Regions from separate parts of the Homo sapiens genome. Here region 2 is linked to region 1. Evidence: read pairs that join two places in POLR2A ChIA-PET (ENCODE). Cell type or tissue: A673. All regions are shown on one strand. Each heading gives the region's core, and the rest is flanking DNA. Links, peaks and the distances in the headings are about the cores only. Region 1 holds the start of CPLANE1 (ciliogenesis and planar polarity effector complex subunit 1). Region 2 overlaps NIPBL (NIPBL cohesin loading factor).

Region 1 (4,397 bases), core at 310-4,309:
CTGTAATCCCGGCACTTTGGGAGACCGAGGTGGGTGAATCACGAGGTCAGGAGTTCAAGACCAGCCTGGCCAACATAGTGAAACCCCGTCTCTACTAAAAATACGAAAATTAGCTGGGCCTGGTGGTGGGCACCTGTAATCCCAGCTACTTGGGAGGCTGAGGCAGGAGAATCGCTTGAACCCGGGAGGCGGAGGTTGCAGTGAGCAGAGATCGTGCAACTGCACTCCACCCTGGGTGACAATGTGAGACTCTGTCTCAAAAAAAAAAAAAAAGAATTGGTATCCTCCATAAAATCTCTTACCAATATATACTAAAGACAGATGACCCTTAAAAAGTGCAGAGAGGGTGAAAGGGAGACTGATGCTTATTTTACACATTCTGTGTTCCCAAGCCTCCCATCGAGCTTCTGAACCACGCATCTAAATTGTTCACTAGATAGCTCCAGAGGCATCGCAAAATGGATGTGCTTCAAAATGAAACTATTCCTCATTCAAAACCTAGCTTAGTTTTGAACCTTCCCATCACCCAGATAGAGAAAATGGACCTGTGCATACTGCGATCATGGTATTTATGACTGCACTGTAACTTAAGTGTGTGTGACTCTCTTTTGAATAGGGACACCATCTTCCCCTCTTTATACCTAGCATAGTGTCTGACACACATAAGTGCTCAATGATTTTTATTTTAGCAAATTGTAGTCATTTCCATACATTATTTTTTACAGTAAACATTGCCGGATACATTTCCATACGTTTTTAAAGAATAGAGGAGGAGGAAGAGGAGGGAAAAAAAGGAAAATAAATAAATAAACGTGTGGAGCAATCAACTCCAGAATCACACCAATATTTCTAGGTCTAATGGCCACACAGCAAAATCAGCCTCAGTTATCCCATTGTCTTCATATCTTAAGACCTAAAAATGGGAACACAGGATTGTGGGAATAGGTTAGGATTTCTCAGTTTCCAAATTTTTCTGTGAGACTTTTATGCTAACTCTAGCACGGCTTATGTAAAATGTTCGTGATTTGGGGGTGGATCTAAACCACCTCAGATCTATAACCTCTGAGATAAGTGGGGCTGAGCTGCCAGAATGCCATCCGCCATTTATCCCACCCAGAGACACAGGGGTAATTGTGGTTCTGATGCAGCCAGTTCGCCTACCCTGTAACGCTTATTTGCTAAAATAAACCAACCTAAGAGCTAGCCATCCAATGCAGAGGGCAGGGCCATTTTCGGTGCAGAACATACCTGGCCTAGCCAAGGGTGACAGGGTCCTGCCTTCAAAAACAGGCCAGTCACATGAAAGAGTGAAGATGGGCGCATGTGGAGGAGGACAACAGGCCACTGCCTGAGGCCTTCACATTTAAGCTACACAAAAATGCTTTTCCAGGTGAGCAGAGCTCTCGGGCTGCCTGCTTGTGACCCCTGCTCCTGTCAGTCACGAGAACAGGGCGAAGGAGGCGAAAACAGTGCGGAGAATAAGTCCGTAGGACAGTGAGTTCGGAAAATGCCTTCTTCAGTGTTCCAAGGTGCCCACGTGAACTGAGGAGGGCAGAGCAAAACCCCTTATTTTCGGGTCTGTGCAGGGTCCCCGCTAGGAAGGGGCAGCCCTTGAGTTTCATGTTGGTCGGTTATTAAGCGGCTCCCCCGTGAGCCCCGCCCAATGCCTGTGCGCTCAAACTAGCAGCGTCCGAGGAACGCGTTAACTGGGAGAAGTGAACTGAGGGGGTCCGGCGGCCGCTGAGGAGGGGAGCGCGCGGGAGGAGGGGCGAGGAGCCCGGAGGCGGGCGCGGCTGGCAGCTTAGAGGGCCCGGGCGGAGGCCTGAGAGCAGGGCTGGAGGGGCGGAGGACCGGGGAGACCCGCCCGCGGCGTTCCCGGCCGGTTCTGAGCAGGCGCCGTGGCAGCGCCCGCGCCCCCTGCCCGCCCTCCGCCGTCGCCAGGACGCAGGCTCGCGTCAGGGCTGGCGGTAGGGCCCGCAGCTGTCGGCCTGGCGTCTTCACCCCGCGCAGTCGGCCTCGCCTAGCCTTCTCGCGCCTGACTGGCCGGACCCTGCCCCTGGCGGAGGTAACTGCCCGCGGATTCCTTACCCCGCGATCCTGGCCTCCTCGTAAGCTCCCCGGACCCGGGCGTCCTCGGTCTCCCCTCATCTACTCTTCTGTCGGGCAGGTCCGCGACCTTCCGCCTCCCGGGCCGTCTCCCGCCGCACCCGGCCCTGGTACATCCCCACTACCCAGTCCGGGCCCGTCCTCGCTCTGGGCCTACCCCAGCCTCCCAGCGTCGCCTGCTGACGGAGCGCGGGAGCCCCAAGGGGCCGGGGTCACCCGGCCGGCGTGGGTGGTGCCAGGCTCGGGCCACACCTCGGCACCGGACCCGAGTCCCCCAGCTTCTCGAGCAGGATCCGGAGGAATAGAACGTCAATTTTCCTCGCTCTTAGCAATTTTAAGATTGACTAATGGATTTAGGGTATGTCAGTGCATAAAGTTCCCAGTATTTTTTCACTCAATAATTTTAGCAGCGCTGATACTATTGACTGGATTTGTTATTTCATTAGGAGCTGCAAATGATGCTTTTCTAATGCCGGCGTTTCTCTGGCATTTGGTTAACCCTTTTGTGAGAATTTATTTTATTTGCAATTTTATTTATTTATTTTTGAGCCGGAGTCTTCGCTGCGTTGCCCACGCTGGAGTGCAGTGGCTCTCACAGGCACAATCACAGCTCACTGCAGCCTCGAACTCTCTTGTCCTCAAGCGATCTTCCCATCTCAGCCTCCGTGCTGACTGATAGCTAGCATCTTGATAGATCTTTGTGTGCTGTCTCTGAGTAGTTTTTCTTTTAAAGCTATTTTATTAAAAAAACAAAAAAACAAGCCCATCTAATTTGGCCGGGCACAGTGGATCACGCCTGTAATCCCAGCACTTTGGGAGGCTGAGTCGGGCGGATCACCCAAGGTCAGGGGTTCGAGACCAGCCTGGCCAACATGGTGAAACCCGGTTTCTACTAAAAATACAAAAAAATTAGTCCGGTGTGGTGGTGCATGCCTGTAATCCCAGCTACTCGGGAGGCTGAGGCAAGAGAATCGCTTGAACCCGGGAGGCGGAGGTTGCAGTGAGCCGAGATCGCGCCACTGCACTGCAGCCTGGGCTACAAGAGCAAAACTTCAACTCAGAAATAAAATATAAATCAAAACTTTATGAAAATTGTCAGTTAAGATCTTCAGTGGTCCATGCGCAGTGGATCGTGCCTGTTATCCCAGCACTTTGGGAGGACGAAGTGGATGGATCACTTGAAGTCAGGAGTTTGAGACCAGCCTGGCCAACATGGTGAAACCCCATCTCTACTTAAAATTAGCCAGGCGTGGTGGCACACGCTTGTAGTCCCAGCTACTCGGGAGGCTAACGCAGGAGAATCACTTGAATCCGGGAGGCGGAGGTTGCAGTGAGCTGAGATCATATCACTGCACTCCAGCTGGGGCAACAGAACGAAACTCTTGTCTCAAAAAAAAAAAAAAAATGCCCAGTGAATATTATGCATCATTTATATTTTATTACTATTATTGTTTACAGAATCTTGGGACTGTTTTACTTAATTGGTCATTGATAGCTTAACAAACATGGAGATAAGATTAGAAATCTTGACATCAACAGGTATTAAGCAGAAAAAACCATGGCCACGTGTCTCCTGGTTGGGAAAGGTAGGTTTTTCTTTATTCATGCAATACCAGTTTTATATATGTTATATGTGTGTTTTGCCTGTAATATAGGAGTGTTCTATGATCTTAAATAAATAAAACATCATCTACTGGAGGAGGATCTACAGGAGGATCACCTACCTGCACACTGAACAGGGTTTTGTGTGTGTTTCGTTTTTATTATAATGAGCAAGTTAGCTTTTCCAGAATGTTAAGTGGTTTATTTAGAAGATTTTTACTTAAACTATTTTTTTCATATTATGTTTAAGTCAAGTTTAAGTTAAGTTGAGATGGCATATATCAAAAGGGAATATTTAATGTCCTGAGCTTTCCTTTACTGGAACAGTTAATGGAGTGTTTCCTCCTATTGTGGTTTTCATGATTGTGCTATGAAGTGTTCTTGGAAACTAGGATGGAAGAAATGGGCCACAATACGTTAGTAATCCAGGAATGCCATTCATAATATATGGCATAGATTCCCCACTTAGGGAAAGTAGGCAACCCTACTTTATTTGTGATGATTATTGAAATAAAGTGTTAAATTTCCTGTGAGAAATTATACCACTAACTCCCCTGTAACAGGAGTTCTCAAACTATCAGAACTATCTGGAGAGGTGGTTAAAACACAGATTGCTGGGCCCTGTTCCCAAAGTTTTCAGTTAATTAGGTCTGCTGTAGGGTTGGATATTTTGTATTTTTTTATTTTTA
Region 2 (4,397 bases), core at 159-4,158, 270 kb after region 1:
AAACGAATATATTGGCAAACAAACTCATATCCTAAAGTGCAACTAGTAGGCCAGACAAATAGTCCTGCCTGCTCCATATCACCAGTAGTAATACAACAGTTGTAAAAAAGTCCTCAGTGCCAAATGTTTGAATATATTAAATGTCCACTTTAACATTTAGTCTTTAATAAGTAAAAATAATGGTAACTGGGACAAATTAATTTCAAGGAAGTATTTCATCTCTTAAGGGCTCTAAAACCACCACTTCAGAAGAATTTTGCTTTTATTTATGACCTCACCTACACCCTTGGACCAATATACACACCTTTAATCATCTCAAAATCTCAAGGTAACTTCTTATATAACAAATACCATCCCATCACACAATGCAGAAACTGAATGCAATATGCCAAGTTCAAATCAAAAGGGTTAGGTGGCATCTAAGTTCCAAAAGTTTTCAAATGCGGTCATGTATTTCATGTATTGCTTAACAACAGGATACATTCTGCGAAATGCATTGTTAGGAGGTGTCTCTGTTACGTGAACATCATATAGTATATTCACATAAACCTAGATGATATAGCCTACTATGTACCTAGGCTATATGGTATAGCTTATTGCTCCCAGGCTATAAACCTGTACAGCATGTTACTATACTGAATACTGTAGGCAACTGTAACACAATGGTAAGCATCTGTGTATCTAAAACATATCTAAACATAAAAAAGGTAGAGTAAATATACAATATTATATTTTTATGGGACCACCATTGTATATAAAGTCTGGTGTGAAATGAAACATCATTATGTGATACGTGACTATAAATCCACGAAATAAGAGGAAAGTGGCTTTCAGGAAACAAGTTAGAAATGACAACAATAATATGAAATCAGCAAAACCTACTTTAATCCTCAGGTTATCACCGCATACCTGTATTTTCACCAAAATTGAATGTCAACTCTGCTCATTCAACTTTTCAGTTATCTGTTAACTATGCCATCACAGATTACAGAAAAAACTATTTAGATAATTGAAAATAAAATATACAAGTTTCTACAAGAACAGTATGTTGTATCTGTTGACTTTGTTCTATTTTTCCAAAGGAAAGTTCGCAGTATAAAATAAGTTTGCTAATATGCAATTAGAACTATATATGACCCTTATTTTAATTCCATTTTTATAAGTAGAAACTTTGGATTCAACAAACATGATACATAAAAAAAAGGTCACCATTCCTCCTCTGTTTTTGTTACTATCAACATCTATTAAAATTCACTTAAAAAGTACATTCTTTTTCAAGAACACATTTTTCCATAATACAGATTTAACGTCATGCAAAAAATTCAGTTATCAGGGCAACTAATATTTCTTGGTCAGGGAATTGTGATATTGTATGTTTCCTGCAAAACTGGCTATCCTAAGATTCAGGAATTTTGAACAGGTTAATAAGAAAAGCTGAGTAATATTACTTTTTTCATTTGATATGCGTATACTTTTATAACAGGTTAGAGGAAGAGATATAATTTGGAACCTATATATTTATTTCCTGAACCTCATACTGCAAACTAAAGAGAAGAGGTACAAGCAACATTTCACCCTTAATATCAAAACTTTACCAGTTTAAAAAAAAATTCCAGAAGTCCTACCCAGAGCAATCAGGCAGGACAAAGGAATATTAGGCATCCAAATAGGAAAAGAGGAAGTCAAATTATCTCTGTTCACTGATGACATGATCCCATACTTAGAAAACCCTAAAAATTCCTCCAAAAGATTCATAGACCTGATAACTTCAATAAAGCTTTAGGATACAAAATAATTGTACCAAAATCAGTAGCATGTCTATACACCAATAACGTTCGAGCTGAGAACCAAATCAAGAACTCAATCTCATTTACAATAGCCACACACACAAAATAAAATACCTAGGAATACATTTAAACAAGGAGTTGCAAGAGCTTTACAAGGACAACTACAAAACACTGATAAAATAAATCATAGATAACACAAACAAATCAAAAACATTCCATGGTCATGGATAGGAAGAATCAATATTGTTAAAACTGACTATACTGCCCAAAGTAATCTACAGATTCAACACTATTCCTATCAAACTACCAACGTAATTTTTCAAAGAACTGGAAAAACTATCCTAAAATTTATATAAAACCAACAAAGAACCTGAATAGCCAAAGCAATCCTCAGCAAAAAGAATAAAGCTGGTGGCATCATATTAGGAAACTTCAAACTACACTGCAAGACTAGAGTAAGCAAAACAGCATGGTACTGGTATAAAAATAGGCACACAGATCAATGGAACAGGATAGAGAACCCAGAAATAAAGCCACATACCTAAAAACAACTGATCTCCAACAAAGTTGACAAAAATAAACAATGGAAAAAGTACACGCTATTCAATAAATGGTGCTGGGAAAACTGGCTAGCCATAAGCAGAAGAACGAGACGGGACTCCTGCCTCTCACCTATACAAAAATTAACTCAAGATGAATTAAATATGTAACTGTAAGACCTCAAACAATAAAAATCCTAGAAGAAAACCTGCAAAAAACTCTTTTGGGACATTGTCCTAATTAAAGAATTTATGACTAAGACCTAAAAAGCAAAAACAACACAAAGAAAAATTGACAAATGGGACTTAATTAAACTAAAGAGTTTCTGTACAGCAAAAGAAACCATAGCAGAGTAAACAGACAACCTAGAGAATGAGAGAAAGTATTTACAAACTATGCATCCAACAAAGGTCTAATACTGAGAATCTATAAAGAACTCAAATCAACAAGAAAAAAACAACCCACTAAAAAGTGGGCAAAAGACATGAACAGACACTTCTCAAAAGAAGATGTACACACAGCCAACAAACATTTTAAAAAATGCTCAATATCATTAATCATCAGAGAAATGCAAATTAAACCACAATGAGATACAATCTTACACCAGTCAGAATGGCTATTACTAAAAAGTCAAAAAATAACAGAGGCTGCAGAGAAAAGGGAACACTTACACACTGTTGGTGGGAATGTAAATTAGTTCAACCCTTATGAAAAACAGTATGGAGATTTCTCAAAGAACAAAAAATAGAACTACCATTTGACCTAGTAATCCCACTACTGGGTTTCTATCCATAGGGAAAAAAATTACTTTATAAAAAAGACACCTGCACTCATATGTTTATCACAGCACTATTTACAATAGCAAAGTTACAGAATCAACCTAAGCGTCCATCAGGAGTGGACTGGATAAACAAAATGTGGTATATATACACCGTGGTACACAATCATAAAGAAGAATGAAATCATGTCCTCTGCAGCAACATGGATGCAGTTTGAGGCCATTATCTACCCTAAGTGAAATAATGCAGAAACAGAAAATGAAACACTACAGGTTCTCACTTATAAGTGGGAATTCAACAATGGGTACACACGGACATAAAGTTAGAAACAACAGACACAGGGGACTCAAAAAGGGGGAAAAAGGGACGAAGCCAAGGTTGAAAAACTATCTAATGGGTACTATGATCACTATTTGGGTGACGGGTTCACTACAAGCCCAAATCTCACCACCACACAATATACCCACGTAACAAACCCCTGTACATATATCCCCTGAATCTATATTAAAAAAAAAAAAAGACAAAGAAAAAAAAACCCAGCTCCCTAGCCAGTAAAATGAAGACTTCTAGCAATCTCTTTATTTGCATCTATTTCTGATTTACATATGTTGCAAACATTGTAGTACAACAATTACTAAATACAGTCCATTTTTTTTCAATAACATTAAAATGAGCCATCATGACAGACAGGAAATATAATACTAATCTTCAGCATGTTTCTTAGCATAGAAACACAATTATCTTGTCATGATCCTGTCAAACACTGAACACATCATATATAAAAATCAGCTCTACCCAATATCAAGAAGTTTTATCATTACCAAGAAATAAAATATAAGAACTGAAAATCAACCTAAAATATTTTAATCATAAAATTAAATCATAAAGCATGCTTTTGGTCTGATCAAATGTGTATATGCATTTATATAGCAATCAAATTCATCAATTATATTGCTAATTTGAATCACTGATTCATCAGTCTCTTAAAACATGAAAGAAATTTTGTATACAGTGTATACCAAATTACTAAGAACTTACTATGAATTTATTTTTGTTTGATTATGAAGCGCAAGGAAAGCTCATAAACTCATAGACCAGGTATGTCTTGAAACTCCATCCTAACATACTAGTCAGACAAAAGGGAACACTTCACTGTAATTACCACCAAAAGACTCTTAATTTCTAAGGTTTGCTATTTAATATTAACTCTTTCCATGATTTGTTTACTAAAAAAATTTGACATTATTAAGCCAGTAGGATCATAAACCAAGTGAAATATCTAACTGCCTAA

What was found. ChIA-PET counts read pairs that join two places held together with the same protein. Peaks named below come from ENCODE experiments on the same cell type or tissue, not always from the same donor. Only the 100,000 strongest peaks of a DNase experiment are listed, where the experiment ranks them.
Region 2: POLR2A ChIA-PET joins it to region 1 with 11 read pairs; 4 of 35 experiments call an interaction of 5 or more read pairs at or near these places.

What each region holds. Positions count from the first base shown.
Region 1 is chr5:37,246,913-37,251,309 of GRCh38, reverse strand. CPLANE1 (ciliogenesis and planar polarity effector complex subunit 1) reads left to right here and starts at 1,934. Exons shown (of 53, transcript NM_001384732.1): 1 at 1,934-2,065; 2 at 3,565-3,692. The coding sequence starts at 3,612. It overlaps CPLANE1-AS1 (CPLANE1 antisense RNA 1), which reads right to left and starts at 2,264. Exons shown (of 2, transcript NR_134263.1): 1 at 2,089-2,264; 2 at 664-913. RefSeq lists silencers at 1,614-2,093, 2,294-2,433. In A673, for the core only: no CTCF peak of the experiment used is centred there; DNase peaks (open chromatin) are centred at 1,819, 2,239 and 2,699; H3K4me3 peaks cover 1,672 bases; H3K27ac peaks cover 1,273 bases.
Region 2 is chr5:36,976,831-36,981,227 of GRCh38, reverse strand. The region is part of intron 9 of NIPBL (NIPBL cohesin loading factor); the gene reads right to left. Among named protein-coding and RNA genes, the nearest start is that of NIPBL, 100 kb to the right of the region's middle. In A673, for the core only: no CTCF peak of the experiment used is centred there; no DNase peak of the experiment used is centred there.